2 separate regions of the Homo sapiens genome follow, and region 1 is linked to region 2. The links are chromatin loops, found by intact Hi-C in ENCODE. Cell type or tissue: endothelial cell of umbilical vein. All regions are shown on one strand. Links, peaks and the distances in the headings refer to the core of each region. The heading gives the core; the rest is flanking DNA. Region 1 overlaps HLX-AS1 (HLX antisense RNA 1). Region 2 overlaps LOC105372932 (a long non-coding RNA gene).

Region 1 (16,114 bases), core at 3,598-8,597, 550 kb after region 2:
TCAGCCAAGGAATTCGAGGCTGCAGTGAGCTATAATCACAACACTGCACTCCAGCCTGGGCAAAAGAGCAAGGATTTGCCTCTATTAAAAAAAATGTTTTTTAAAAAAGCCATGACCTGATGGCTTTACTACCAAACTCAACCAAACATTTAAAGAAAAACTAATACCAAACATTCTATTCAAATTCTTCCAAAAAAAGTTGAAGAGGAGGGAATCCTTCTAAACTCATTATGTGAGGCCAGCATTACCCTGATACTAAAATGATACTAAAATCAGACAAGGACACAAAAAGAAAGAAAACTGTAGACTAATATTACTGATAAAAATAGATGCAAAAATTCTTAACAAAAACCACCAAACTGAATTCAGCAACTCATCAAAAAGAACATTCACTGTGATCAAGTGGGAGTCATCCCAGTGATAGAAGAACGGTTCCACACATGCAAATCAATAAATATGATACATCACATTAACAGAACCAAGGACTAAAACCATATAGTCATTTCAATAGATGCTGAAAAAGTAATAAAATTCAGCATACTTTCATGAGGAAAAAACCCACAAACTGGGTATAGAAGGAACATATTTCAAAGTAATTAAGGTCACATTGACAAATCCACAGCTAACTGATCATACTGAACAGGGAAAAATTGAAAGCCGTTCCTCTAAGATCTGCAACAAGTCAAGGATGCCAACTTCAAGTCAAGGATGCCAACTTTCACCACTTTTATTCAACGTAGTACTGGAAATCCTGGCCAGAGCGATCAGGCAAAAAAGAAATATAAATCATATTTAAATTGAGAGAAAGAAGTCACATTAGCCTTGTTCACAGTTGACATGATCTTATACTTAGAAAATCCTAAAGACTCCACCAAAAAAGGATTAGAACTAATAAACAAATTCAGTAAAGTTGCAGGATACAAAATCAACATACAAAAATCAGTAGCACTTATATACCCCAGAAGTCAAGAAAGTAATTCCATTTACAATAGCTACAAAGAATATAAAATACTTAAGACTCAATCTAATCAAAGAAGTAAAGATCTCTACAAGAAAAACTATAAAATACTGAAGAAATAAATGGAAAAGGAAATGCAAAAATGGAAAGACATTCCAGTTTATGGGTTGGAAGAATTAGTATTGTTAAAATGACTATTCTACTCAAAGCAATTTACCGATTCAATGCAATCCCTATCAAAATACCAATGACGTTTTTCACAAAAATAGAAAAAAGAATCCTAAAATTTATATGGACCCACAGAAGACCCCCAATACCCAAAGCAATCCTGAGTGAAAAAAAGAAAGCTGGAAGCATCACACTACCTGATTTCAAAATATGCTACAAAGCTATAGTAAGTAAATCATCATGGTATTGGCATAAAAACAGATATGTAGACCAATGGAACACAATAAAGAACCTAGATATAAATTCATGCATTTATGGCCAACTCATTTTCAACAAAGTTGCCCAGAACATGCAATGAGGCAAGGACAATTTCTTCAATATATGGTTCTGGGAAAACTGAATAACCATATGTAGAAGAAAAAAACTAGAGCCCTATCTCTCCTCATATACAAAACTCAAACAAAATGCATTAAAGATTTAAATCTAAGACTTGAAACTATAAAACTACTCAAAGAAAATATTGGGGAAATGCCCAATGGCATTGGCCTGGGCAAAGATTACTTGTGTAAGACCTCAAAAGCACAGGCAACTAAAACAAAAATCAACAAATAGGATTATCAAGCTAAAAGGCTTCTGCACAGCAAAGGAAATAATCAACAAAGTGAAGACATAACCCATAGAATGGGAGAAAATATTTGCAAACTATCCATCTGACAAGGGATTGAATAGCCAGAATATATAAAGACCTCAAACAACACAGTAGCAAAAAAACAAATAATCCAATTTTTAAATGGGTAAAAGACCTAAACACAAATATCTCAAAAGAAAACATACAAATGGCTAACAGGTATATGAAAAAATGCTTAACATCACTAATTATCAGAGAAATGCAAACCAAAACCACAATATGATATCATCTCACCCCAGTTAAAATGGCTTTTATCAAAAATACGAGGAATAATGAATGCTAGCAAGGATATGGAGAAATGGGAATTTCGTACACTGTGTTTGGGAATGTAAATTAGTACAGCCAGTATAACAATTGTATTGAGTTTCCTCAAAAAACTAAAAATAGAACTACCATATGATACAGCAATTCCACTACTGGGTATATATCTAAAAGAAATGAAATCAGTATATTGAAGAGATGTTTGCACTCTTATGTCTATTGCAGCATTATTCACAATAACCAAAATATGGAATCAACATAAGTGCCCATCAGTGAATGAATGGATAAAAAAATGTGGTATATATAAACAGTGGAATGCTATTCAGCCATAAAAAGATGAAATTCTGTCATTTGCAGCAACATGGATGGAAGGTCATTATGTGAAGTGAAGTGAAGTAAGTCAAGCACAGAAAGACAAATATCACATGTTCTCATTCATATGTGGGAGCAAAAACAGTGAATTTCATGAAGATAGAGAGTAAATTGGTGATTAGCAGATGCTGGGAAAGGTAGTGAGTAGGAGCAGATGAAGAGAGGTTGATTAATGAGTATAAATATGCAGTTTGACATAGGAAATAAGACCTAGTGTTTGATAGGTGAGTAGTACGACTACAGTTTACAGTACCCCATTATATATTTCAAATAGCTAGAAGAGAATAATCTGAATGTTATTAGCATAAAGAAAAGACAAATATTTGAGGTGATGGATACCCTAATTACAATGATTTGGTCTTTACAAATTATATTAAGGTATTACATTACCACATGTACATCCATATGTATATCCATTATGTATCCATAAAAAATAAAATATTTTTTAAAAGAAGGTGGAAGACCTAGATTCCTTTTCATTTAAGTAAGGAAAAATAAACAGTTGGGAATGTTTCACCTGATAAGAGAAGTGAAAACTATGCACATGTGTAATGGCCCATCCTTCTTCACCGTATATTTGAAAATGTGTCCTGTATGAAAAAGAGTACCGTGATTCAGGTTTTAAGATTGGGGGAGTAGAGACAAGGAGTAAGGTAACCATTAACGGAGCGAATGAGAGAAAGACAATATGAAAGCAGGTTTTAGTCCAGTAAATTTAAAAAAAAATTTTTTAACACTAAAATGAACTTCTTCTGTGATTTTCCTGTCACAAAAAGATATTTAATGGTAATAATAGCAGCTAAATAGTAATTATTCTGGTACAAGCACTGCATCAAATCCTTTACTTGTGTTGTAATTTAATCCTAGCAATATTTTATGCAAAACACACCAGAAATCATCTTTACTGATACTTATTTATTTTTATTTTTGGAGATGGAGTCTCATTCTGTTGCCCGGGCTGGAATGCAGTGGTATAATCTCAGCTCACTGAAGCCTCCATCTCCCAGGTTCCAGCGATTCTCCTGCCTCAGCCTCCTGAGTAGCTGGGATTACAGGCATGCACCACCACATACAGCTAATTTTTGTATTTTTAGTGGAAGTGGTGTTTCACCATGTTGGCCAGGCTGGTCTCGATCTTCTGACCTCGTGATCTGCCCACCTTGGCCTCCCAAAGTGCTGGGATTACAGGCATGAGCCACCACACCTGGCCAATACTTTATTTAAATAAATATTTGACAACATCTATCCAGTTTAATGTATTCTACAAAAGAAATCCCAAGGACACACAATATTTTCCTTTTAAAATGGTTTAATATATGTGCACATAATATTTTCTATTTTTTCTTTTTTAACTTTATTAATTTTGTTTTTGCTATTATTCTTAAGTTGAATGCTTTCATTATTTTTCAATCTTTTATTTTCTAAGAAAAATGCATTTTAAAACTGCAAAATTTCTTCTGAGTATTGCTTTGATTATGTCCCATTTATTTTGATAAGAGTTCTCATAATTTATTTCTAAATAGTTTTGCTTTGCTTTTATACCCAAGAACATAGAGGGATATTTTATACTTCCAAGTGGACAGATTTATATGTGTGTGTTTATGTGGCTAGCACTTTCATTAATTTCCATTTTTATTGCTTTGCACTAGGAGAATGCAACTTGCATGACCCTGTTTACTTTGGAATTTGTTGATATTTTCTCTGTGGCTCAACATATGAACTGATTTTGTAAATTTCTGTATGTTTTTTAAAATGTGTTGTCTTTTTGAATACCAACTTTTACATATATCTATGAGATATGTGTATGTTATTCAAATGCTATTACTATATAATACCTTCTTTTTGTGTAGTCTTATTTTTTATGCATCATTAGGTTCTCCTTATATTTCTATCAGTTTTGTATATTTCGAAGTTGTTAGATTCATGAAGTTAAGTGACTTCTTAGTTAACTGTCCTTTTTTTTTTTTTTTGAGATGGAGTTTCACTCGTGTTGCCCAGGCTGTAGTTCAGTGGTGCCATCTCAGCTCACTGCAACCTCCGCCTCCCAAGTTCAAGTGATTCTCCTGCCATGGCCTCCTGAGTAGCTGGGATTACAGGTGCCCACCATGCCTGGCTAATTTTTGTTTTTTTAGTAGAGACAGGGTTTCACCATGTTGGCCAGGCTAGTCTTGAACTCCTGACCTCGTGATCCTCCTGCCTCAGCCTCCCAAAGTGCTGGAACTACAGGCGTGAGCCAGCACATCCAGCCATGAAGTATACTTTTAATCAATATAAATATGTCTCATTTTTCCTTTTATGCATTTGGCCTTAAATTCCATTTTATTTTATATTGATACTCTAAAATTAGCTTATTTAAACTTAATTTTAAATTTTTGAATAGTGTTATATTCACAGAGTTCAACCTTGAAAATGTACAAAAGCATATCTAAAGAAGTAGGCTCTTCACTCTGGTATCCCCCAGACACAGAATTTCCCTCCCAAGACACAGTGTTATCTGTATGTTGAATATATATCTGGATTGGGGTTTGGGCAGGGAAAGCAGGCATGTGCTTGAGCCACCATCTTGATTCAGACTGTGAATATTATTCCAGTGGTGTGAATATAGCTAGAATACGTTCTCTTGCATCAGCCTAGAGTTGCAAATTCACATGTTGGGCCCAAGGAGAATGTCCCATGGTCTATCTTAGGCCCTGTAGTCTAGGGAAGCCATTCTGTATTCCAGAACCCACGCCATTTTCTAGCTTGTTGGTGGGGAAGGGAAGTAGGAAGGTGGTAGTGGGTGCAGAATCAGGGAGGTGTTGACATGGATTTGGGCCTTGAAATTACCCATTTTGGAGAAATTTATTTCTTGAAATACCCACTCATGAGAGACTCTCTGATGTTTCAAGACTATTAGGCTCAATGAATAATCAACCAATCAACACTTTTGACTGATACTTATTGTCTTGATGTGGATAATCGTTATAGACACAAGCCAGTTCCTACTCTTCAGAAGCTTAAAATTTAGAGGAGGTTAAAAATATTCAGAAAACAAGTAATAACATGAGGAAACTTAAAACCAAATGTATGCCTCAGGATGATCCTGTTGGTCTTAGAATAGTGGTAAATTCACAGAACTCCTATATACATATGTGAGATATATATATATATACACATATACATACATATATCTCCTTAAATGGAGCATTATTTCCTGCTGGCTTTTCTTCGCACAGAGCATTTGAAACACAGCCCCATGATGTTAATGGGAATCACACCCAAAGTTTGATTTATATTAGCAGACCATGGACAGTTGTACCACAGATGAAGAATTAACTCCTCTCTTTCATTTATCATTTTCTTATTTTTTCCCCATTCTTGATCTTATTCAGTCTTCTTTTTATCTCTCTCCCCATCCCTTTTCTTTCTTTCTTCACTATCCTTCTCCCACTACTTCTGATGAAGTATTCTCAACAAGCATTCTGAACAATCCCTCCTCTGTGGGCCTCCCTCCTGAGAAATTAGGTGGCTGTGTCAATGCCTCTGATGCCTATTTTTACACTCGTGTTTGTCCGGAGTCTGACGTGGTTTATCACAGTCTCTCCAAAGGCCTATTGTTCAGCACTTCAAGAAGAATGTTGTTATATTGACTGTTAGTGCGTCAGCCCGGCTCTCTCTGGAGGAGCTCTTGGATGAAATTAGATAATTTCCATTAGGAGACCGTGCATTATTAGTCCCCAGTGCCAAACTGGAGAATGAGCCAAGATGACTATTTCTGGCCAGGTTCACCTCAGGAAGGAACCTTCTTGGCTTTAATGGGATTTTGCTATTGTTGGTTGCCTTCTGTTTGACACCAGGCCAGCCCAGGGTTGAAAATTGTTTAGAAAGCTGCATGAAATATAATAGAGCCCCAGCCATTTGCTGAGGCACATTCCTGCACAATGTTTATTTTGAAGAAGGGAAAAAAATATATTGTCCTTGGCAGACAACAATTAAAAAAAAAAAAAAGAAAGAAAGAAAGCAGTAACTTGAATCTCTGACCATATGCTTCTTGTTGCCAGTTGTGTTTAAAAACTCCCTGCTGGTATCAGAGAATTTCACGCTAAAGTGATAAATCTTTTGTAATATTTATAAGCATCTTCATTACAGACCCAGCAAGATATGTGAAGTCATCAGGACTTTCAAGTTTGAGGCGGTCTTAAATGGGTGGATGATGAGGAGGGGAGGACTGAAAGAATATTCCAGGCTCACAGTGGTCCCAGTCTGGGCCCCAGATGTCAGTCCACAAAAATCCCTCTGCCCTTCTCTCTGGTAAAAAACCTTTCTCATCCAATTCTAGGAGCTGAGCCTTTGTGAGCTGGTTGTGTTCTGAGCAGAGTTAATCAATAAAGCGGTGGAAGATGGTAGAAATAAAACTCCTATTCAGTCTTAACGACATTCTAAGGATCAGATTTTGATCAGAGTTGTGGTGGGAGTTTTGGGGCTTTTTGATTCAATAAAAATGGCTCATCATCAGAGTTGACTACAGGGCAAAAGTTGTCTCTATTTTGGCACTGCTATGGCAAGAAATGTCTAGGAATATTGAAATATTGGACACTTTTGAATGAAACTGAAAACTGCTTTCCCTAAATTGCTTTCTTACAAATGTGCTTAGTGTTGCAGGCTTAGCCTTCTTTTATTCTCCAGTCCCTTTGGGGCTAAGTGTGCAAGCAAGAAAATGGTAAACACAACAAGACAAAACAAAACCTAATGTGGGGTCTCAATAGACAATCCTTGAAAAAGCAATTAAATTGTATTTATAAGAATTCCTTTGTTGAATTAAAATGGTGTTTCCCAAGACTGTTTAAAGATATAATCTTCAAGTCAAGAAGCCAATTCCATCAATTGACATTTAGATGTCTTCTGACTTGTTTCCTCTCAGTTATTAGGCTTTAGCCTTGGCCTTTTCCTCTTTAGCTCTTTCAATAAATAATATGCACAACTAAGTCTTGACTGTTAACAACAATGGGGGAGAGGGGAAGCAGAGATAATTAAAAGATAATCACCAAAGCTAACCACCAAATCAACTTTTGACATAAATGTCATCCTTTTCCCATGAAATCTTTCATCAGAAATGCTGACCCATGGCCAAACCTCACTGATGGTGGTGTGTGACCCCTGCACAAAAGCAAATGGAGACAGGCAATTCCAAAATGCATGTGGCTCATATATAGACTCTTCTCTGGCTCTGCCTAGATAACGAGGTCCTGTTTTAGCCAGAAGGAGATCAAAGCATCCACGGTGCTAGGAATGAGTTTCACATGGCAGGCAGAATTCTAAGACGATTCTCAAATTCTTGCCCCATGGCAGGTGGAATTCTAAGACGATCCTCAAATTCTTGCTCCATGGTGTACTTGCTGTACATAATTCCCTCCCTATGAGTGTGGGCAAGTCCTGTGAATAGGGTGGGATATCATTCCTGTGATTTGTCTACATTATATTGCAAAAAATGAAGAGATTTTGCAGATGTAATTGAGGTCCCAAATCATTTGATTTTGAGTGAACCAAAAATGAGGTTATTTTGCAAGGGTTTGACTTAATCAAATGAAAGTCCTTAAAGGAGGCATGTGTCCTTCCTCAGGAACGAGGCACTGCCTTAGTCCCTTGGAGCTGCTATGGCAAATTACCACAGACAGAGTGATTTGTAAACAATAGAAACTTATTTCTCACAGTTCTGGAGGCTGGAAGACCAAAATCAGAGTGCCAGCATGTTTAGGTTCTGGTGAGGGCTCTTTTCCTGTTTTGTAGACAGCTGCCTTCTCAAATGACAGAAAGAGAGCCAAAGAGCTCTCTGGAGTTCCTTATATAGAGGCACTAATCCCATTAATGAGGGCTCCATCCTCATGGCCTAATAATCTCTCAAAGGCCCCATCTCCTAATATGATCACATTGTGGGTTAGGATTTCAACATACAGATTTGGGGGAGAACACAAACATTCAGTCCATAACAGATGCTCTCCTGCAGGCTTTTAAAAAGCAAACAGCCATGCTGTCAACTGCCTCTGGAGGGAGGCAGCATCTAGGACTTGAGGACCTTAGTCCTACCATTGGGAGGAACTGAATTCTGCCAATAGCCTACATGAGCTTGGAAGTGGAGCCCAAGCTCCAGATGAAAATGCAACTGGCCAATACTTTGTGCCTTGTGAGACTCTGAGCAGAGGACCTAGTTAAGCCATGGCCAGATGCTTGAATGCTGAAACCATGAGATAGTAATGTATGTTTTACACCACTAAACTTGCTGTAATTTTTTACACTGCAATAGATAACTAATACAACTACCCTGGGGACAACATGACCAGTTCTGAAGGGCTGAAAGCTCTACCTGAGTCTGTTGATGCTGCAGGGCTCCAGATGGCAGTTTATCCATGGGCTTGAACCTACAGGGGGCTGGAGGCTTTTAAGAGACCGTGCCTGAGATCTGTCAATTGCCTTCAGCTGGACGTGGCTAGCTGCCTGGGGTTCCTGAGGTCTTGAGGAAGCATTGACTATTTTCTACTTGAAGCAGCCTTGTGGAGAGTGGAAATGACACAGCATGAGGCCACACCAGTCTGGGCAGGAAAGTGCCTTTTGATATTTATTAACCATGTAACTTGATCAAGTCATTTAAACTCTTTGAATCTCAGATGTGTCAAAGGGAGATAATATAATTTTTAGAGTTATTTATAGAAGTAAATAAATAATATATATTAAACACCTAACCCAGAGACTGGAATATAACATGTGCTAAATCCATGCATTTTCTTTAAACTTAGCTTAAGCGCTGTCAGACAGCCTTAGTTCAATTCTGCCTCTGCTGCTTGCTAGTATGTTACTTAACTGCTCTCTGCTTCCGTATGATCATGAAGAAAATTAAAATCGCATTCGTACTTATTGTATACAGTTGTAAGCATTAAATAAAATAATTCAGGTAAAGCACTTATCATCTGCATGGCACATAGTAATGTTAATACGTGTAGTTATTATCCCTTCACTCCCAATGCCCAAACTGGAATTCTTCACTTCCTCTTCCATAGTCTCATGAACTAATTGAATTTCTAAGATAGCACTTCTCATATTCTCAGATACCTGTATTGTAAGAAGTTGCATGCATTTCTTTCTCTCCCACTCTACCTTTCACTTTATGAGGCAGGAGCCATAATTGATTTATTTCTGCAATCCACCCAGAGCCTTGTCTATCACCTTCCATGTAGCAGATGATCAAAAGCATTAACTTGACTGAACTTTGAATTAAATTGAACAGTGTTAATGGCAGATAAGTACTACTTATGCATCCTAAGAAATGCCAGTGACCTCGTAGAATCTTTTGGTCTTTTCTTCTTGGTAGGTCAAGTTGGACCGGATCAATCTGTCCCTAGCTTTGGTCGAAATATCCCTACATAAAGACTTGTTCATATCATTCATCAATCGACCAACTGAGCATTTATTTTCTGGGAGATGTACATCTATAGCATCTAGTAGATGCTTTGGTGGTACAAACCAAGAGGCAGAAGCCAGATTCCTCTTCTCAGAAACCTCCATGATAATGCAGGGAACACTCTCCTAGTCCAGAACTCCTTTTGCTGTAATGTTGCCCCTGCCCCAGCTCTGCTCATACCTTCTCCTCTGAACTCAGGAGAGACTCCCCAAAACAGCTGCTCGCCATCCTCAGCCACATGAACCTCACATAATTAAGACCCATTACTGAATCACCCTCAGCCCTTGCCTCACTTAGGCTTTGCCTGGAAAACAAGGATATTGATGATGACCTGCCTGGTAGGGCGACTGTGAGAAATAACTCATTAAAATGGCTGCACAGTGCAATGAAAAGGCCAGAGAATAAGATCAAGCAGCTCTCCCTGGCACTCCATTCATTTTCAAGGGAAAACAATTCCGGATCAGAGCTATAAAAAGAATGCCAAAGATAAAGCGAGCCTCTCTCCCCACCTCGGGTTATTTGTTTTCAATGAAGACCCAGGCACTTGCCTGCCTCCTTTTCAGCCTTTATCACAGCACATTTCTCATCTGTTCTTTTATTCATGCTGGGTCATTTTCATTGTCTCCTGATCAGAAATGTTTGATAAGAATCTAGCTGAGTGGCATTAGGAAAATCCGCTGCTCAACAAAGGAACCTGCCATTGTTACCCACGCACTTCAAAGCTCTTGCAATATCTTATTTTTATTTTATTTTTCAAAAGTACAAACAATGTGGTTTGCGTCCTAGACCATCTGTGGGAAAATATATTTCTCCTTAGTTGGATCCTGAACTGCCAATGACTAAAGGTATAGTAATTCATGTTAAGGTTTGTAAAAATGCTTAACAAATTTTTTTTCTTCTAAAATACAATAGCAATGATTAGATACTTGGGTAGAAACCCAAGAGTCAAGATGTCACAACTAGATTGCTCCTGAGTTAATTTAGCATATCTTTATTTATTAATTCCATATAACTGAGAGTGTAACAAATGCAAAGTATTATGATAGGCCTGAGGGGAGCAGAAAGAGCCTATGCTTTTCATAGGAAGGGCCCGACATGTCTACCAAGTATTACGGAAAAGAACAGTAACAAGGGACCAATGAATGGTATAGACAGGCTTCACGATTATGAGGATTACTCTTAACAGTGCATAGGGCTAGTTTAACAGATCAAGTTAGTCAAAACAAAATTGATAATACATTACAGAGAACAGGAATTAAAGGAAATTCTCCAAATAGCAAGGAGGCATAAATTGAAGGGAAATGGTAAAGTGGCTTCCTATGATTCATTCATAGAAGCAGAATTAATTGGGCAAACTCAGCAAAAGGTAGTTATTCTGAACTTTCCTCATCGCAAATACCATCCTTGGCCTTCTCCGGTGACATACTAACACTCACTGGGGTTAGTTTCCTGGACTGTAAGATGTTCCTAGTTCCTATCTCGTTCAAACTATTTTCCCAGCATCTAGCAAGGTGCCTGGTGCACAGGCAAGTATGTGTTTTATGAATGAATCAACTAAAAACCTGAGTCTAAATGGCATCTTGAAAGGGACTCCACATTTTGTTTCCTTTCTTCCACCACCTCCTATTTTTGGGACACCAGTGGCAAATATTTAACTTAATCATATTTTTCTGTCCATGTCATATCATCATCATCATCCCTTGCAAGGCTCCTTTCTTATGTTATTTTACTTTATTATTTTCTCCTTTTATTCTTCCAGCCTGACTTTCATTCATTTCTCTCCCATAAGCACCCACTCCTGGGTATCTACTTTATGTTCTTAGTTAGGTCCATACCTGTAAATATGATGATATTATTGCATATATGTGATTAATGTACACAAATCGTATTTATCTGTGGATCTCGTTATATTCATTACTTTTTCATGCAAAAATATATTTTTGAGATTTAGTCATGTTGTCCTTTCAAGATTGATTGATAAATAAGATAGATGACAGATAAATAATTTAAAAATTCTGACTCTGCATTGTATTCCATTATTTGTGTCTGACATAACTATTCGTTCCTTGGGAAGAGATTTATGGTTGCCTTTAACTCCTCACTATTTCGATTGCCTCTACTAAACAATCCTTTCCCCATGGATTTTGTTGGTAACTTATAATTTTGATACAATTTCAAATTTAAAGAAAAATTGAAAGAATAGTGCAGGAAATGCCCATATACTCTTTACCTAGATTTATTAATCATTTCATATTTTGCCCCATTTGCTTCCTTACTTCCTATTTCTATCTATTTATATGTAGGCATTTTTAATCATTTGAGAGTAAGCTGGAGATATCAGCCCCTTTATCCCTAAATATTTCAATGTTTATTTCCTTAAAAACACAAACATTCTTTTATATGTCACAGTTCCATTATCAAAATCTGGATATTTAACACTGACATAATACAATATGATTATGTAATCTACATTGCATATTCAAATGGTAACATTTGTCCCAGTACTGGGCACAGAGCTATTCTGCTCTCCCAAACCAGTATCCAGTCCAGGATCATGCACTGTGCTGTGTTGGCTTATCTCTTTAACCTCCTTTAATTTGGAACAGTTTCTCAGCCTTTTTTCTTAACCTTGACTTTTCTGAAGAGGACATATCAGTTATTTTGTAGAATATTCCTCAATTTGGGTTTGTCTAAAGCTTCTTGATGTAAGGTGAAAACTGCCATATTTCTCCACTGTAAGGGTAGTATTTTCACCTTCGTAACTAATAAGTAATATTTTGCAAGATCCTTTGAGACAATGTAAATGTTCTTTTCTTCCCTAAATTTTCACTTTTCAGTTTTAGCACCCATTGATAATTTTCTAACTCCAACATTCCTTCTGCTGTAAGGAAGAGCTTGTTCTTTACCCGTATTTATTTATTTATTCATTGACTGACAATATCAATATGGATCAATGGATTTTCATTTTGTCAAATGAGTTTAATTTATTACTATTCAATTATAAAATTATAATAGATTTGGCCTGTGACAGCCACTTCAGGCTAGCTCCAATATGGTTTTAACATATCCTCGTTACTGGACAAGCACTTCCTGACTTTCCAGCACAAACAAGATGTTCTAGGCTCATTGTTGACTTCTGCCCCAGCCCTGGAATCAGCCTTTTCTCCAAAGAACGCTGATTTCTTTTAATGGAAGGTGGTATTTAGAAACCAGGATCTGGGCATTAGATAGAACCATTGCCGCCGATGTGGCATGGCTTTTAGGTCTTTTCAGGTGACAATGGCTAGGAAATATATATAATATATCATGTATTTTATTATACTGATGTTCAGACTGATACCCCTAATCTCAATTCAACAACACAGAGTACATTCTACTCATCCTTCTTGCTGTGTTTGTAACTCCAACAATGGGAAATCTGGCTCCCATTATCCTCAATATTTTTACTCTTTTGCTAACCATTACTACTTCAACAAGCAAACTTCATAATAAGTTTAATGTTTGCTTACAGTTCTTCTTCATATACAATCTTCAGAAGTGAAATGCACAGATTTTAACTGCAGTTTGATGAGTAGTGGTAAATGAAATCACCCATCTAACCACACAGCTATCAAGATATAAAGCATTTCCATGATCCCAGAAAGTTCTTTTGTCAACCACCTTCCCACCAGCAGCCATTTCTTATATTTTATTTTTTTCACCATAGATTTTTGTCTGTTTTCCTGTTCTTGGCCTCATATAAATGGGATCATAAAGTATCTACTCCCTTTTGTTTTGCCTCTTGCTCAGCATGTCTGAGACATTGATCCATGCTGTTGTGTGTTCTAACAGTTCTTTCCTTTGTATTGTTCAGTAGTATACCATTGTATGACTATACCACATTGATCTATCTATTCTTCTATTCATAGACATTGGTTTCCAGTTATTGTCTATTATGAATAAAGTTGCTATAAACATTCTTGTAAAGTCTTTTTGTGGACATATGTTTCACTTCATTAATCTTCCAAAATAACCAATTTTTGATTTTGTTAGTTGTCTCTATTATTTTTCTATTTTGTATGTGATTGATTTCTTCTCTTATCCCTAGCATTTCTTTCTTTATATTTACTGTGGGTTTAATTGCTCTTCTTCTTCTAGTTTCATAAAGTAGAAACTTGGGTTTTATATGGCCTCCCAACGGGCTGGGATTACAGGCATGAGCCACCGCACCCGAATGACTGAATATTTTTTAGCATTCCATTTTATCGCCTCTACTGGCTACTTAGCTTTACCTCTTCGCATTTTTTGTTTAGCAGTTGTTCTAGGGATTGTATATGCATCCTTAACTTATTACTTAGAGCTAATATTGCCTGAAATATAAGAGCATATTGCAACAGTATAATTCCATTTGTCCACTCCCAGCCTTTGTGCTATTGTTACATACATATTATATCTCAATACATTATAAACCCCAAAGAGAGTACTCTAATTTTTGCTTTAAACACTCATATATTTTAAAGAAATGGAAGGAAGAAAAAATACTTTCATCCCACTGAACTCTCTATTTCAACTATTATATTTTTTCTACCCTGTATTTCCATTTGGCTCCTATTCATAATTTATATCTGCTTCTTGTTTCCAACATCCTTTATTAGAATTTTGAAAATACTTATTACATTTATTTATATTCCTGTTCTTCCCAGACCCTTAACTCTGCTTCCTCTGGTATATGTTGTTCAGTTTTTGGCCTTTCTTTACTGATGTTTGTGTTCCTCAGAATTCTCTTTTTTTTTTTTTTTCTTCTGAAATCCTATCAGCTACCATTACTGTTCGTATATACCTTGGAGGAGAGTCAAATGCCTAGATTGTATAGACTCCAAGTGAGTTGGGAAAGGGGCACGCTTCTAAGCACTTCAGGATGATGTTGCATTCTGCTATAATTCCTAGGTATGTAGTAATGCCCAGAACCTCCACTCAGGCACTGCTCTTTTCAGAGGCTGTCTTTCTCTGTGGTAATCTCTAAGCCCAAAGCATCAGCAGGACATTGCTATCATATTGCATATTGCTCTTATATTTCATGCAATATTAGCTCTAAGTGATAAGTTAAGGATGCATATGCAATCCCTAGAACAATTGCTAAAAAAAAAATGGAAAGAGGTAAGTAACCAGTAGAGGAGGTAAAATGGAATGTTAAAAAGGTTTTGGTAAGGGAATCCTCAGAGTGGCCTGTCCAGCAAATCTCTATTGACTATCCTGGTCAGGATCTAGGATCTTATTCTGTTGCCTTTGAGAGGCATAACTATTTTCCTGTCCTATAGGGTCAATGTGGTGGGCAGTGATCCATCCAGATAAATATGAAGGAAAGAAAGAAACCAACTGGCAAGCACTTTCCAGGCATAACTCCAGTATGTTAGTCAAGGTTCTCCAGAGAAACAAAACCAACAGGAGACTAATTGGCTCACAGGATTATGGGGGCTGGCCAAGAAGTCTCAAGGTCAGTAGTCAGCAACTTGAAGACCCAGGAGAGCCGAAGTGTCATTCCAATCTGAGTCCAAACACCTAAGAAACAGGAGAGCTGATGGCGTAAATTCCAGTCCAAAAGGTGGCAGGCTCAAAGCCCAGGAAGAGCTGATGTTTTAGTTCAAATCCAAAGGTAGAAAAAGACCGATGTTCCTGCTCAAATAGTCCGGCAGAAGAATTTTCCTCTTTCTCAGTCTTCAGTTCTAGCCAAGCCTTCAACTGATTAGATGAGGCCCACCCATATTAGGAAAGGCAATCTGCATTACTCAGTCTACCAATTCAAATGCCAACCTTATCCAGAAACAACCTCACAGACAAACCCAGGATAATGTTTGATCAAATGTCAGGGCATCCTTGGTCCAGTCAAGCTGACATAAAATTACTCATCACACCCAAAGTGTCTGTGACATTTTGCCCTCCCCCAGTCTCACCCTTACCATGTCTCCCACCCTCACCATGAAAATCTCTACAGCTTTTCTCTTCATTTTCAGGATCTGGCAACTTCCTCTCACTTCAAGATTGGGCTTTGGGAGGAAGCCAATATCCTGTGCTAGCTCACCACCTTTTTTGAAACTGGAAGCTTTCAAAGCATTTAATTTCTACCTGACATAGGAAACTCCTAATTGTAAGATTACTCTAAGACATTTCTTTAAAAGGTACAGAAGACTCATTAGCAGTTTTCCAACTTCTCTAACCTGAAAGAAGTATGAGAGGAAAGCACCGACTTGTTATTAAT
Region 2 (16,114 bases), core at 4,142-9,141:
TGGGTTGTATGTATCTAGGAATTTGCCCATTTATTCTAGCTTTTCCAATTTATTGGCGTATAGCTGCTCATAGTAACCACTAATAATCTTTTGAATTTGTGCAATATCAGTTTTAATGTTTCCTTTTTTATGTCTGATTTTATTTATTTGGATCTTCTCTCTTTTTCTTTAGTAGTCTTGCTAAAGGCTTGACAATTTTGTTTAACTTTTCAAAAAACCAATGTCTTGTCTCATTGATATTTTGTATTTTTTTAAATTTCAATTATATCTTTTTCTGCTCTCATTCTTATTATTTTTTTCTTCTGCTAATTTGGGGTTTGGTTTGCTCTTGCTTTTCTAGTTCTTTAAGATGCATTTTTAAATTGTTCATTTAAAGTTTTTCATCTTCTTTGACATAGGCATGCATAGCTATAAACTTCCCTCTTACTGCTTTTTTGTATTACATAGATGTTGGTATGGTGTGATTCTATTATCATTTGTTTCAAGAAATTTTTCAGCTTTTTTCTTCATTTATTCATTGACCCACTAGTCATTCACTAGCATGTTGCTTAATTTTCATGTATTTGTATCATTTCCAAAATCCCTCCTATAAATTTCTAGTTTTATTCCACTGTAGTCAGAGAAGATACTTGATATTATTTCAAGTTTTTTGAGTTTTAAGACTTGTTTTGTAATCTAACATATGGTTTATCTTTGAGAATGATCCATGTGATGAGGAAAATAATGTGTATTGTGCAGCTCTTGTATGAAATATTCTGTAAATATCTATTAAATGCATTTGGTCTGAAGTGCAGATTAAGTTTGATGTTTCTTTGCGATTTTCTGTCTAGAAGATCTGTCCAATGCTGAAAGAAGGGTGTTGAAGTCTCCAGCTATTATTGTATTGGGGCCTATCTCTCTCTTTAGCTCTAATAATATTTCCTTTATATATCTGGGTGTTCCAGTGTTGTGTGCATATTTATTTACAAGTGTTATTTCCTCTGGCTGAATTGACCCCTTTATCATTATATAGTGACCTTCTTTGTCTCTTCTCAATGGTTTTGTCTTGAAATATATTTTATCCAATAGAATTATACCAACCCCTGATATTTTTTTGGGGGGTTTCCATTGGCATAGAATATCTTTTCTATTGCTTTATTTTCAGCCTATGTGTCTTTATAGGTGAAGTGTGTTTCTTGCAGGCAACAGATCAATGGGTCTTGTTTTTTTATTTATCCATTTAGCCAGCCTATGCCTTTTGATTGGAGGGTTTAGTCTATTTACATTCAATGTTATTATTGACAAATAAGGACTCACTCCTGCCATTTTGTTATTTGTTTTCTGGCTGCTTTATGGTCTTTTCTTCCTTCTTTCTTTCCTTCCTGTCTTCTTCTAGTGAAGGTGATTTTCTCTGCTGATAGGATTTAGTCTCTTGCTTTCAATTTTTTGTGTATCCATTGTATGTTTTTTTTTTTGAGGTTACCATGAGGCTTGCAAATACTATCTTATAACCCATTATTTCAACCTGATAACAACTTCACACTATTTGCAGGAACAAGCAAAAAGAAAACTAATAAAAACCCTATGCCTTAACTTTGTCTCCCCCCTTCATAACTTTTTCTTGTTTCTATTTATATATTTTTGTACCAACTATGTCTGAAATAGTTGTTGTAGTTCTTATTTTTGATTGGTTTATTGTTTAGTCTTTCTACTTAGGATAAGAGTAGTTTCCACACCACAGGTACAGGGTTATAATATTCTGTGTTTCTCTGTGTACTTAATATTAGCAGTGAGTTTTATACCTTCTGTTGATTATCTATTGCTTATATTTTTTTCTTTCTGATTGAAGTATTCAAGTTGGCATTTCTTATAGGATAGGCCTGGTGTTGACAAAATCTCTCATATTTTATTTATCTGGGAAAGCCTTTATTTCTCCTTCATGTTTGAAGGACATTTTCACCAGACATACTATTCTACAGTAAGAGTTATTTTCCTTCAGCATTTTAAATATGGCGTGTGACTCTCCCCTTGCCTGTAAGGTTTCCACTGAAAATCTGCTGCCAAATGTATTGGAGTTCCATCATATGTTATTTGTTTCTCTTCTCTTGCTGCTTTTAGGATCCTTTCTTTATCTTTGACCTTTGGGAGTTTGATTATTAAATGCTTTGAGATAGGCTTCTTTGAATTAAATCTGCTTGGTGTTCTATAACCTTCTTGGTTATAACCTACTTGGATATTGATATCTTTCTCTAGGTTTGTGAAGTTCTCTGTTATTATCCCTTTGAATACACTTTCTACCCTATCTCTTTCTCTACCTTCTCTTTGAGACCAATAACTCTTAGATTTCCTCTTTTGAGGCTATATTCTAGATCCTGTAGGCATGTTTTATTGTTTCTCTTTTTTTTCTTTTGTCTTTTCTGATTGTGTATTTTCAAACAGCCTGTCTTCAACCTCACTAATTCTTCCTTCTACTTGATTGATTCTGCTAAAGGACTGTGATTCATCCTTCAGTATGCCAACTGCATTTTTCAGTTCCAAAATTTCTGCTTGGTTCTTAATTATTTCAATCTCCTTGTTAAATTTACCTGATATAATTCTGAACTCCTTCTCTGTGTTATCTTGAATTACTTTGAGTTTCCTCGAAGTAGCTATTTTGAATTCTCTGTCTGAAAGGTCATGTATCTCTGTGTCTCCAGGATTGGTCCCTGGTGCCTTATTTAGTTCATTTGGTGAGATCATGTTTTCAGTTGGATGATGTTGATGCTTGTGGAAGTTTGTCAGTGTCTGGGCATTGAGGAATTAGGTATTTATTATAGTCTTCACTGTCTGGGTTTATTTGTAGTCATCCTTCTTGGGAAGGCTTTCCAGATATTTGAAAGGGCTTGAATATTGTGATCTAAGCTGTATCTGCTTTAGGAGGCACCCCAAACTTAGTAACACTATGGTTCTCACAGACTCATAGACGTACTGTCTTGATGGTCTTGGACCGGATCTGGAAGAATTCTCTGGATTGCCAGGCAGATTCCTCTTCCCTTACTTTCTCTCAAACATACAGAATCTATCTGTCTCTGTTCTGAGCCACCTAAAGCTGCAAGTAGAATAACACAAGCATCCCTGTGGCCCCCACCACTATGACTGCACCAGGTCAGACCTGAAGCCAGCACAGCATTAGGTCTCAGCCAAGGTCTGCTGTAACCACTTCCTGCCTGCTGTTCACTCAAGGCCCTGGGGCTCTACAATTCACTCAAGGCCCTGGGGCTCTACAATTGGCAGGTGTCAAAGTCAGCCAGGCCTGTGTCCTTCCCTTCAGGGCAGCAAGGTCCCCCCACTCGCCTCCGAGTGGGTCCAGAAGTACTGTCTGGGCGTCAGAAACTAGAGTCAAAAACCTTAGAAGTTTACCTGGTGTTTTATTTTATTGCAACTGAGCTGGCACCAAACCACAAGACACAGTCCTTCCCACTCTTCCCTTCCCTTCAAAGGCAGAAGAGCCTCACCCCACAGCCACTGCCAGCCCAGGCCACGAGGAGTTCTGCCAGACTACTGTTGATGTTCCCTTAAGACCCAAGGTTTCTTAAATCAGCTTGTCATGAATGCTACCTGGCCTGTGACTCACCCTTCAGGTCAGTGGACTTCCCTCTGGCCCAGGGCAGGACCAGAAATGCCATCTAAGAGTTAAGTCCTGGAATCAGGGACTCCAAGAGCCCATTTGGTGCTCTACTGCTCTGTGGCTATGCTGGTACCTAAGGTGCAAGACAAAGTCCCCTTTACTTTCCCGCCTGCTTTTCTCAAGCCAAAGGAATTTTTCCCCATAGCCACCACAGCTTGGAATGTGCTGAGTCTCACCTAAAGCCAGCAAGTCTCAGAGGCTCACTCAAGGCTCTCGACGTAGTACCTGAGTATCACTTCTTCTTATTCAGGGCCCAAGGGCTCTTCAGTCAGCAGATGATAAATGCTGCCAGGACTGGGTCTTTTCCTTCAAGGCAGCGGGTTTCCTTCTGGCCCAGGGTGTCTCTAGAAATGTCACCTGGGATCTAGGGCCTGGAAAAGAAGCCTCACAACTCTGACCAGTGCTCTATGCTACTGTGGCTGAATTGGTATTCTAGATGCAAAACAAAGTCCTCCCCACTCTTCCCTCTCCTCTCCTCAAGCAGAAGGAGTGGGTCTTTTTTGGAGCCTCCAGCTGTGCCACCTGGGGTTATGGGATGGATGATACCAGCACTCCCTTGGCTGCCCCAGCTGGCCTCTCAGTATGTTGTGTGCCCCCACTCCAGTCCACTGTCTGTAGGCCTGGTTCAGCACTATGAGTCATCTAAGATTGGTGGCCCTTGTGGCCTAGACTGCCTTTCAAGTTTACTTGAAGACACAGAGTGCTGTAGCCCTTGATGGTGAGGTTTGAAGGTACTCAAGTTTGAACTGCTGGGATCAGTGATTCCCTTCATCCTAGGGCTCCTTTAAATGCTCCCTTCGTGGGTGGGCATCCGCTGAGTTTGGTGAATTTGATCAGCTGTTTTTCTTTCTCCTCTAACAGGACAGTATGAGTTTAGTGCCTCACAACTGCTGTGTTCTCCCTCTCCCAGCACCTAGAGAAGCTCTCTGCATCACACCTCTGCTGCCAGGGTGGGGTAGGGGTGGCATCAGCCATTCAGGAGTGTATTTTCTATTTATTCAGCACCTCTTTCAGTGATACGAAGTCATAACCAGGTACTGTGAGTGTTCACCTGATTTTTGGTTTGTATGAAGGTGTTTTTTTCTGTGTAGATAGTTGTTAACTTGGTGTCTTTGGTGGGGATGTGGGGAGGGAAAGCAATCAGTGGAGCTTTGTATTCTACCATCTTACTCCACCTCTCCTATGTATGTTTTCTTTTGTTGCCCATGCTTTTGGTATGAGTGTGGTAAGATATGGTGGTTTTATGGGGAAGAGATGGACAAGGAGGAAGGGATATAGCATGTCAAAACACCAGGCAAATTCAAATTTTACAGTAGTCATTTTCATTTCAATATGTGCCTTAGTTTCTCTCATGGGTCATAGGGAACTGTCCATTGGTTGCCTCCCTACACAGGGGAGATCTTCTGCCTCCCGGGGCCTCTTCAGAGCTCTCTCTCTTCCCTTTCTCTCTGTCTCTCTCTGTCTCTCTGTCTCTCTGTCCCTCTCTCTCTCATTACATTCCAAAACACTTCCTTTCCTAGGCAGACAAGTTTAGCCATTTTTCTTGGAAGCCTTGACTATTGCCCACAGAGCATTCAATCCCCAGGGGCTCAGAAACTTATATTTACAAATGAAGAGAATTCCCTCCCTAAGAGAAATTGTGACGACTATTAAGATAATAAGTTTCCACATCCTTAAAGAGGACAAAATTGGGGCAAGGGAGAAGGCCAGAGAAAGACATCTTTGTTTTGGATATTGCAGCAGGATAGTAACATGCTGGAGGTCCGCAATGGCACAAAGATCACAGGAGAAGCATCCATGCCAGATTTGGAGGGTATTCTAGTCATCTGCATGGAAAAATATCTCTCCACACTTGCCACCAGAAAACAACAGCCATTTATTTGCTTACAATTCAGACAGAGCACAGTGGGGATAGCTCATCTCTACTCCGCAATTTCCAGGCATGAGCTAGGATGGCTGACCAGTAACAGCTGGCTGGGACAATTTAACAGAAGCCATATGGGTAAGTTCTCATTATTCTCTGACTTCTTTGGTTCTCCTCCATGTGGTGCTTCCTTCAGCTAGCTTGTGCTTCCTCACAATATGGTGATTCCAAGGGAGCGGAACTTATATGTCAGCTGATTTTTCAGAGATATAACATGTAACCTGCTAGTCTTCTTTAGGTTTGAGCTCAGGATTCTTAAAACATAATTCTTGTTTCATAGAAAACCACAAGAGGGGAGCAAATAGATTCTACCACTTGAGGGAGCGGGGGTTCTTCATAAAATGGAAGTAACATGGAAAAAGGCTTCAGGTAGACACTTCTGATTATAAAGGAGGAATGTCCCAGAATGGGAATCAGGAAGAAGCTTTCTTTCCAAGTTGCATCCAGTCTTCCACACTTAAATTCTTAAACTTTCATTCCTCAGTAGATACAAGACACATTCAATTCTCTTTTTGAGTCCTGAACCACCAGCAAACATCACCTTACCTGAAAGCATTGTGGCAATTGTTCTTATTCTCTCCAGTATCGTGTTGTCTCTGGTGCTGGGGACATCAGGCATTCCACTGTGGGTTCTGAAAATCTGGGGTGAGCTTTATTCATTTTGGCCTCAGCTCAGATTTTTTGGAAAAGTGTTCCTCAAGATCATGGACAGAACCAAGGGTTCCACTGTGGAAAACCTACACTGGGGATTTTCATTGTTCTCTTTAAATGTCTAAGCTGTTTCTTCAGATCTGTGACAGCTGCCAGCCAGGATGAGGGATGGAGCTCATGAGGTGGGATGTTTTTCCCTGTTTCATTGTGCTTTATTGTACATAACAAAGGATCTAGCCAGCTGCTGTGTGGAAGAGAGTAAGATGCTCAGAAAGCCCTCTTTCTTGGTCTGTTATGCGATTCTGAGAAAGGAAGCTCAGGCAAGATCAATACATCCTCCGTGTGGACGTCAAATGGCTTGTGACATTGGTTCTTCAGGGCTGTTTTTTTAAGGATATTCCAGTCTTATGAGTTTGACATGAATTTGGCTTGATGCCCTGACAGAATGCAATGTAGGCATAATTTGATCTTCCTGTAATTGTCTATTTAACTTGGCAATCCAGACTAATTTTTTCCTGTGAAGTGAGCCCAAGACGTCACTAGGACAGTGGTTGGGTTAATTAATGAGGCATAATAATGTGCATAATAAAAGTTTATGATGCGGGTTCTCTTCCCACTATTTTCCTCTCCTTCACATAGAGAATTTCTGGTCCCACTGGAATCTGTGAGTCACGGTTTGTTAAAGGAGTTTTTTCTTGTAAACAACAGTAAGGAGAAAATAATAACTTGAGAACCATCTGTTTGATTGAGTCCTTGACTTTTTTTTTTGTTACCATTTCCCCCCATTGCATGTTAAAGGAAGTAAATAGGAAAAAAAAATTCTAATTATATTACTGTTTACTGATTATTGGATAACTTTTGTTGTATTTATTTTAAATACCATTCTGATCCACACCCAAAGCCTTAATCATCTTTCTGCTTACTGCTCCTTCCTACTCTCTCTTCTTTTTCTTTTTAATATGGAACTAATTACTTTAAACACTATTCTCAAGCTTGTTCAAATCCTTACCGCTCAGTGGCACCAGGGATAGATGTGGGGATAATAGCTTTCTTTGGTATCAACAGTGACTTGGGGAAAAGAAGTGTTCTTACAAGCGCCAATGGCAACATCAGAGGACACAAGGCATAAAAGATGGCTTTAAGTCTTAGCAGTTTCACCTGGTATGGCTGAGTTTGCAGAAATCATTAAACATTCTTTTCTTATCTGAAACCGTAGATTCAACAACTTCAATTCTATAAGTAGTTAAGCACGAATAATGTATGCAGCAAGGACTGAGCTAGACCTGGACTTGATAATATGCATATTAACTTTGCCTATCATAAGGAATCAAGTGATAAGATCCAGTGAGAGAAAGTAGATGAAAGTTCTCTGTAGACTACAAAGCACTGCCTAAGTCTGAGATATTATTGACACTTTTATCACAGTAAAGCATCTGATAGTTGAATTCACCCACTTACGATTTCAGGGCCAGTTGGTTACCTTATCATCTGGAGTTCAGCAAGGAAATAATAGTGTACCAAGCAAAGCTTGATGTTTGCATTTCTATGCCTAATCCTTTCCCTGAGTGGAGAAATGGTGCCTCTATGTTAGGATCCCCCACGGATGCCATTTTGCTGCTGTCAATGAGCACATGATCTACTTCAGTTGAAAATTCCTTGACTTCACCACTCCAAAATTTTTCTAAAAACTAGTGCCATTCTTGAGCAAAGTCAAATTTTGTTGAAAACAACTTTTGTTAAAAAGAAAGCATAGGCCAGGTGCAGTGGCTCATGCCTGTAATCCCAACATTTTGGAAGGCCGAGGCGGATGGATCACGAGGTCAGGAGATTGAGACCATCCTGGCTAACACAGTGAAACTCCTTCTCTACTAAAAATACAAAAAATTAGCTGGGTGTGGTGGCACGTGCCTGTAGTCCCAGCTACTCAAGAGGCTGAGGCAGGAGAATCTCTTGAACCCAGGAGGTGGAGGTTGCAGTGAGACGAGATTGCACAACTCCACTCCAGCCTGGGCAATGGAGTGAGACTTCATTTCACAAAAAAAAAAAAAACAAAACCCTAAACACTGTGATCAACCTGGCACACTGTCACATTCCTGCTCTTGGCTCTCATTGCTACCAATGTTTGGAAGTTGAAATCTTATTAGAACAAAAGTTTTGGATCAAAATTGTGCATTCCATGTGAGTCATAGGTGATGAAGTCATAATCCAACTTCTAGCTTGCCCAACTTCTTGAAACTAGGCATATCAGGAAACAACAGTATTCATAAAAGGAAAGATTTAACCTGCCCTGCTCCTCACCCTCATCAATTAAGTCACTTTTATACATATGAATAGTAACACTATTAGCTGTTATCCTCTCATAGATCCATTTCCAATTTGGGAGGAGTTATGACAAATGTTTATATTGCTGCTTCCAAATAACCTTAGAAATACTCTCTGCACATAGTATTTGTAAATTATGGTTAATTGAAAAGAATTTATTTTGAGAATTAGTCAAGGAGTTAGAACTATCAAAGAAGAAAAAGTGGATGTCACTAAAAAATATCACCTGGAGAATGAAAAATTAGGGCTTAGTATCACTGTTCTAACTCAAAGTGCAGAGATGCTAATACACCAATAAAGACAGTGCCCATCTTCTAAAAGTTTACCATTTTAGACAACAGCAATCTGCATAAATATATGAAGGAAGTTGCTGGGGCTCCAAAAATAATACCCCAAAATGAAAGCCTCAGAAGCAAAAGTTTTTCTCTGACCTTCTCCTGCCCCCCTAACTCTCAGTCCCATTCTCTCCCAAGGTGAGAATCTGTAGAAACTAGAGAATTCTTTAGAAACTAGAAGCCCTCTTCTCTAAGGCAGGTCATAGAAACCAGAACCTCTTTTCCACAAAGCCAGCCATAAAACCTAAAAATATTGCTCTAACTTTCCCTCTATCTTTCTGCGTAAAAATTGACCATAAAGAAATTACCTGGGCTAACATTTTTGACTGTAGGTCATAAGATCCTCATTCCAGAGAGGCTTCTGCCCTATATCCAGAAGGAAGGAATGCATGCTCAGAGAGGCCAAGCAGAATCTAGACAGGCCTTGCTGGGTTTCCTCAGTCCATCTATTAGCATTACATCATACCCTTTTTTTCCATTCATATTTCTACATAGCTGTCTGCGGAATTTTGTTGAACCTAAGCATAAAAATGGACAATTTCCTCTGTATCTTTGGGTCTTCATCTAAAGGCTCCCATATATACACCTTAATCTGTATGCCTTTACTCTGATTCCTCTGCCTTTTGCAAGTTGACTTTTCAGCGAACCTTCAGAGGACGAAGGCGAACGTTCTTCCTTGGCCCCTACAAATCCAAAACTAATACAACAAGCATAGCTTAAACATTTAGGACAAATTTTGGCAGTGATGTGAGACAGGAAGAAAAAGATAGAAAGAGAGAGAGTTGGAATTGTGAACTGTTTAAGGAAATTACAGTTTGAGGCCCAGAAGGAGTCAAAGGTATATCAACTTCTAATCATTCAAAAAGGCATTTGAGGCATGATTTAATCAGTCTAGCTTTTTTTTCCCCATTGATGTCACAAAATTGGGCAAAACCATCCTGTTGGAGAAAACTTCAGTGTATAATTCAGTAGTCCAAATAAGTACTGAACACAAATTATTCAAAATAGAAGACAGTGAAAGCTAAATGCCATGTAAGTGGCTGCGCTGGATTAATCAAGGAAGGTTTTTAATGGAAGTAGTATTTGATGTGGGCCTGGGAGTCACTTTTCTAGGGCCATTTCCTTTATCTACTCTTTAAAATTTTTCTCTTCCTTGACTTGCTTCTATAACAAAAGTCCTAGCTATGCTTCCAGGAAAGAACTCAGTCCTTGAGATAGAACTGTCCTCTTTGTGACCTTGCTGGGGGTCCTATACAGATGGTTTCTCATGCACACAGCCTGTCCTCACAACACTCTCAGACCCCTCCCTGTCTTCTGCACTGGAGCCACATTCCCTTCTTTTATCTCCTTGGCCCTTTGAAGCCCTGGCCTCTCACATCAGCTCTGGATTCAGCTACATGTCCACTACTGTGGTGAACAACTACCCTTCCTTGTATCTACCCTCATCATACTCTCACCGTTGCACTCCCCTCTGCTAAGAGACCCCCTACCACTAGTATCTTCCTAATGGATCCACATCAGATAGTGTAGACTCAATCAAATCCTTATAGTCAGGGAAGAGTATTGATCCTTATCAGATGCACATGTGATCATTCTGTTATTAAATAATTTTTTCTGGAGCACTCACCATGCACTGGGCTCTGTTTTACTTATTAATAAGAGAAACAAAGCCCCCGCCTTTATGGAGATCATATATGAATAAGGGAAACATAATAAACAAGTAAACTCAAAATAAATCATTTTAAAAATTTATAATTAATTTTTAAAACTGCTAATATATCACATCTAATAACAACTTAATCTAATGAATGTTTTCTATGTGCATTTCTTCAGCACTTTGTGTGAATTATCTCATTTAATCTTTAGAATCCCATAAAATAGGGGCAATTATTATCCCCACTTTATAGGTGAGGAAACTAAAGCTCAGGGATGTAAAGAAACTTTCCCATGGTCCACAACTGCTAAATGTGGAGACCAGGATCTAACAACAGGCAGTCTGACTCTAGAGCCTGTACTTAGAACCCACCAGGTAAAGAAGGATGGTCTGGGAAGGGGTACATTTCAACTGAAACTCAATGAGGTATAACAGGTATAACAATGAGATATAGCTCTTGGTTCTTCTATTGTCAAGTGGTGGTGACTTCCGTGGCAATTGTATCCCCAAGGGAACTCCAAAATTTATAAACACGGAAACCCCTTCCCTCCTGCAAGTTTACTCAAACCTCTTATTCAGGTGGGATTAATGCTAAACTTAGAAACTCTCCAAATCTCAGTAGATCCCTTTTCATCAGAGCACAAGTCAAGACACTAGGCTTAAAGGGAAGCCCCAAGAGCCGCATCAAGGAAAGTTTCCTTTATCCCTTGCCTTCCCAGCAGGGCACAGAGGCAGCTACCACATGGCTTCTCTACCTGCTCTTTCTCTGGAAAGCAGTGAAAACCCAGTGTTTCCTCTGAATTTTATTTTTCCTTATTTACAAAGTTATATATGCTCATTACATCAACTTTGGAAAATGAAGAACAACACAAAGAGAAAAATTTCACTCAATGACAATTACCCCCAAAATCTTTATTCCCCTATTTCCATCCTTTATTTTTTCTATACAGGTTTTATTATGTATTGAGCTCATACTGCACATTTTACTTAACATTACATCACCTTCTAATACACATTTTCCCCATCTTATAGCACTTCTGAAAGCTGAATAATTTTCCATCATGTGGGTATATCACGATTTATGGATAATTCCCCCACCGTTGGACATTTAGATTGTTTTCAATGTCACACAAATAGAAACAATGATGAAACTGATATCTTGATGCATAAAGCTTTTGCTGTATTTAAGATTCATTCCTTGGGATAAATTCCCAAATTTAGAATTATCAGGTCAGAATGTATCAGTGCAGGGGCAGTTCCAAGATGGCCAAATAGGAATAGCTCCAGTCTACATCTTCCAGCATGAGCAACGCAGAAGACAAACGATTTCTGCATTTTCAACTGAGATACCAGGTTCATCTCACTGGGGACTGTCAGACAGTGGGTGCAGGACAGTGGGTGCAGCGCACCAAATGTGAGCCAAAGCAGGGCGAGGCATTGCCTCACCTGGGAAGTGCAAGGGGTCAGGGAATTCTCTTTCCTAGCCAAGGAAAGGGGTAACAGACGGCACCTAGAAAATTGGGTCACTCCCACCCTAATACTGCACTTTTCCAATGGTCTTAGCAAACAGCACACCAGGAGATTATATCCCTTGCATGGCTCAGAGGGTCCTACGCCCACGGAGCCTCACTCATTGCTAGCACAGCAGTCTGAGATCAAACTGCAAGGCAGCAGTGAGGCTGGAGGAGGGGCGCCCATCATTGCTGAGGCTTGAGTAGGTAAACAAAGCGGCTGGGAAGCTCAAACTGGGTGGAGCCCACCGCAGCTCAAGGAGGCCTGCCTGCCTCTGTAGACTCCACCTCTGGGGGCAGGGCACAGCCAAACAAAAGGCAGCAGAATCCTCTGCAGACTTAAATGTCGCTGTCTGACAGCCTTGAAGAGAGTAGTGGTTCCCCCAGCACACAGCTTGAGATCTGAGAATGGACAGACTACCTCCTCAAGTGGGTCCCTGATCCCCGAGTAGCCTAACTGGGAGGCACCCCCCAGTAGGAGCAGACTGACACCTCACATGGCCGGGCACTCCTCTGAGACAAAACTTCCAGAGGAATGATCAGGCAGCAACATTTGCTGTTCACCAGTATTTGCTGTTCTGCAGCCTCCGCTGCTGATACCCAGGCAAACAGGGTCTGGAGTGGACCTCCGGCAAACTCCAACAGACCTGCAGCTGAGGGTTCTGACTGTTAGAAGGAAAACTAACAAACAGAAAGGACATCCACACCAAAAACCCATCTGTACGTCAACATCATCAAAGACCAAAGGTAGATAAAACCACAAAGATGGGGAAAAAACAGAGCAGAAAACTGAAAATTCTAAAAATCAGAGCACCTCTCCTCCTCCAAAGGAACACAGCTCCTCACCAGCAATGGAACAAAGCTGGATGGAGAATGACTTTGACGAGTTGAGAGAAGAAGGCTTCAGACGATCAAACTTCTCCGAGCTAAAGGAGCAGTTTGAACCCATGGCAAAGAAGTTAAAAACCTTGAAAAAAGATCAGATGAATGGCTAACTAGAATAACCAATGCAGAGAAGTCCTTAAAGGACCTGATGGAGCTGAAAACCATGGCACGAGAACTACGCGACGAATGCACAAGCTTCAGTAGCTGATGCAATCAACTGGAAGAAAGGGTATCAGTGATGGAAGATCAAATGAATGAAATGAAGTGAGAAGAGAAGTTTAGAGAAAAAATAAAAAGAAATGAACAAAGCCTCCAAGAAATATGGGAATATGTGAAAAGACCAAATCTACATTTGATTGGTGTACCTGAAAGTGGCAGGGAGAATGGAACCAAGTTGGAAAACACTCTGCAGGATATTATCCAGGAGAACTTCCCCAATCTAGCAAGGCAGGCCAACATTCAAATTCAGGAAATACAGAGAACGCCACAAAGATACACCTCGAGAAGAGAAACTCCAAGACACATAATTGTCAGATTCACCAAAGCTGAAATGAAGGAAAAAATGTTAAGGGCAGCCAGAGAGAAAGGTCAGGTTACCCACAAAGGGAAGCCAATCAGACTAAAAGCTGATCTCTCGGCAGAAAATCTATAAGCCAGAAGAGAGTGGCGACCAATATTCAACATTCTTAAAGAAAAGAATTTTCAAACCAGAATGTCATATCCAGCCAAACTAAGCTTCATAAGTGAAGGAGAAATAAAATCCTTTACACACAAGCAAATGCTGAGAGATTTTGCCACCACCAGACCTGCCCTAAAAGAGCTCCTGAAGGAAGCACTAAACATGGAAAGGAACAACCAGTACCAGCCACTGCAAAAACATGCCAAATTGCAAAGACCATCAAGGCTAGGAAGGAACTGCAACAACTAACAAGCAAAATAACCAGCTAACATCATAATGACAGCATCAAATTCAAACATAACAATATTAACCTTAAATGTAAATGGGCTAAATGCTCCAATTAAAAGACACAGACTGGCAAATTGGACAAAGAGTCAAGACCTATCAGTGTGCTGTATTCAGGAAACCCATCTTACGTGCAGAAACACACACAGGCTCAAAATAAAGGAATGGAGGAAGATCTACCAAGCAAATGGAAAACAAAAAAAGGCAGGGGTTGCAATCCTAGTCTCCGATAAAACAGACTTTAAACCAACAAAGATCAAAAGAGACAAAGAAGGCCATTACATAATGGTAAAGGGATCAATTCAACAAGAAGAGCTAACTATCCTAAATATACATGCACCCAATACAGGAGCACCCAGATTCATAAAGCAAGCCCTTAGAGACCCACAAAGAGACTTAGACTCCCAAGCAATAATAATGGGAGACTTTAACACCCCATTGTAAACATTAGACAGATCAACGAGACAGAAAGTTAACAAGAATATCCAGGAATTGAACTCAGCTCTGCACCAAGTGGACCTAATAGACATCTATAGAACTCTCCACCCCAAATCAACAGAATATACATTCTTCTCAGCACCACACCGCACTTATTCCAAAATTGACCACATAGTTGGAAGTAAAGCACTCCTCAGCAAATGTAAAAGAACAGAAATTATAACAAACTGTCTCTCAAACCACAGTGCAATCAAACTAGAACTCAGAATTAAGAAACTCACTCAAAACCGCTCAACTACATGGAAACTGAACAACCTGCTCCTGAATGACTACTGGGTACATAACAAAATGAAGGCAGAAATAAAGATGTTCTTTGAAACCAATGAGAACAAAGACACAACATACCAGAATCTCTGGGACACATTTAAAGCAGTGTGTAGAGGAAAATTTATTGCACTAAATGCCCACAAGAGAAAGCAGGAAAGATCTAAAATTGACACCCTAACGTCACAATTAAAAGAATTAGAGAAGCAAGAGCAAACACATTCAAAAGCTAGCAGAAGGCAAGAAATAACTAAGATCAGAGCAGAACTGAAGGAGATAGAGACACAAAAACCCCTTCAAAAAATCAATGAATCCAGGAGCTGGTTTTTTGAAAAGATCAACAAAATTGATAGACCGCTAGCAAGACTAATAAAGAAGAAAAGAGAGAAGAATCAAATAGATAAATGATAAAATAAAAAATGATAAAGGAGATATCACCACCAATCCCACAGAAATACAAACTACCATCAGAGAATACTATAAACACCTTTAAGCAAATAAACTAGAAAATCTAGAAGAAATGGATAAATTCCTCGGCACATACACCGTCCCAAGACTAAACCAGGAAGAAGTTGAATCTCTGAATAGACCAATAACAGGCTCTGAAATTGAGGCAATAATTAATAGCTTAGCAACCAAAAAAAGTCCAGGACCAGACAGATTCACAGCCGAATTCTACCAGAGATACAAGGAGGAGCTGGTACCATTCCTTCTGAAACTATTCCAATCAATAGAAAAAGAGGGAATCCTCCCTAATTCATTTTATGAGGCCAGCATTTTCCTGATACCAAAGCCTGGCAGAGACACAACAAAAAAAGAGAATTTTAGACCAATATCCCTGATGAACATCGATGCAAAATCGTCAATAAAATACCGGCAAACCGAATCCAGCAGCACATCAAAAACTTATCCACCATGATCAGGTGGGCTTCATCCCTGGGATGCAAGGCTGGTTCAACATATGCAAATCAATAAACATAATCCAGCATATAAACAGAAACAATGACAAAAACCACATGATTATCTCAATAGATGCAGAAAAGGCCTTTGACAAAATTCAACAACCTTTCATGCTAAAAATTCTCAATAAATTAGGTATTGATGGGACATATCTCAAAATAATAAGAGCTATCTATGACAAACCCACAGCCAATATCATACTGAATGGGCAAAAACTGGAAGCATTCCCTTTGAAAACTGGCACAAGACAGGGATGCCCTCTCTCACCACTCCTATGCAACATAGTGTTGGAAGTTCTGGCTAGGGCAATCAGGCAGAAGGAAATAAAGGGTATTCAATTAGGAAAAGAGGAAGTCAAATTGTCCCTGTTTGCAGATGACATGATTGTATATCTAGAAAACCCCACTGTCTCAGCCCAAAATCGCCTTAAGCTGATAGGCAACTTCAGCAAAGTCTCAGGAAACAAAATCAATGTGCAAAAATCACAAGCATTCTTATAC

What was found. A loop is a pair of places that touch in the nucleus more often than their neighbours do. Peaks named below come from ENCODE experiments on the same cell type or tissue, not always from the same donor. Only the 100,000 strongest peaks of a DNase experiment are listed, where the experiment ranks them.
Region 1: it touches region 2 in a loop (10-fold over the local background); 1 of 110 quality-filtered maps calls a loop at or near these places.

What each region holds. Positions count from the first base shown.
Region 1 is chr1:220,833,855-220,849,968 of GRCh38, reverse strand. The region is part of intron 1 of HLX-AS1 (HLX antisense RNA 1); the gene reads left to right. Among named protein-coding and RNA genes, the nearest start is that of LINC01352, 13 kb to the right of the region's middle. In endothelial cell of umbilical vein, for the core only: no CTCF peak of the experiment used is centred there; a DNase peak (open chromatin) is centred at 6,108; H3K27ac peaks cover 883 bases.
Region 2 is chr1:221,384,876-221,400,989 of GRCh38, reverse strand. All of the region lies in intron 3 of LOC105372932 (a long non-coding RNA gene), which reads right to left. Among named protein-coding and RNA genes, the nearest start is that of LINC02817, 57 kb to the right of the region's middle. In endothelial cell of umbilical vein, for the core only: no CTCF peak of the experiment used is centred there; DNase peaks (open chromatin) are centred at 6,689 and 8,399; H3K27ac peaks cover 1,696 bases.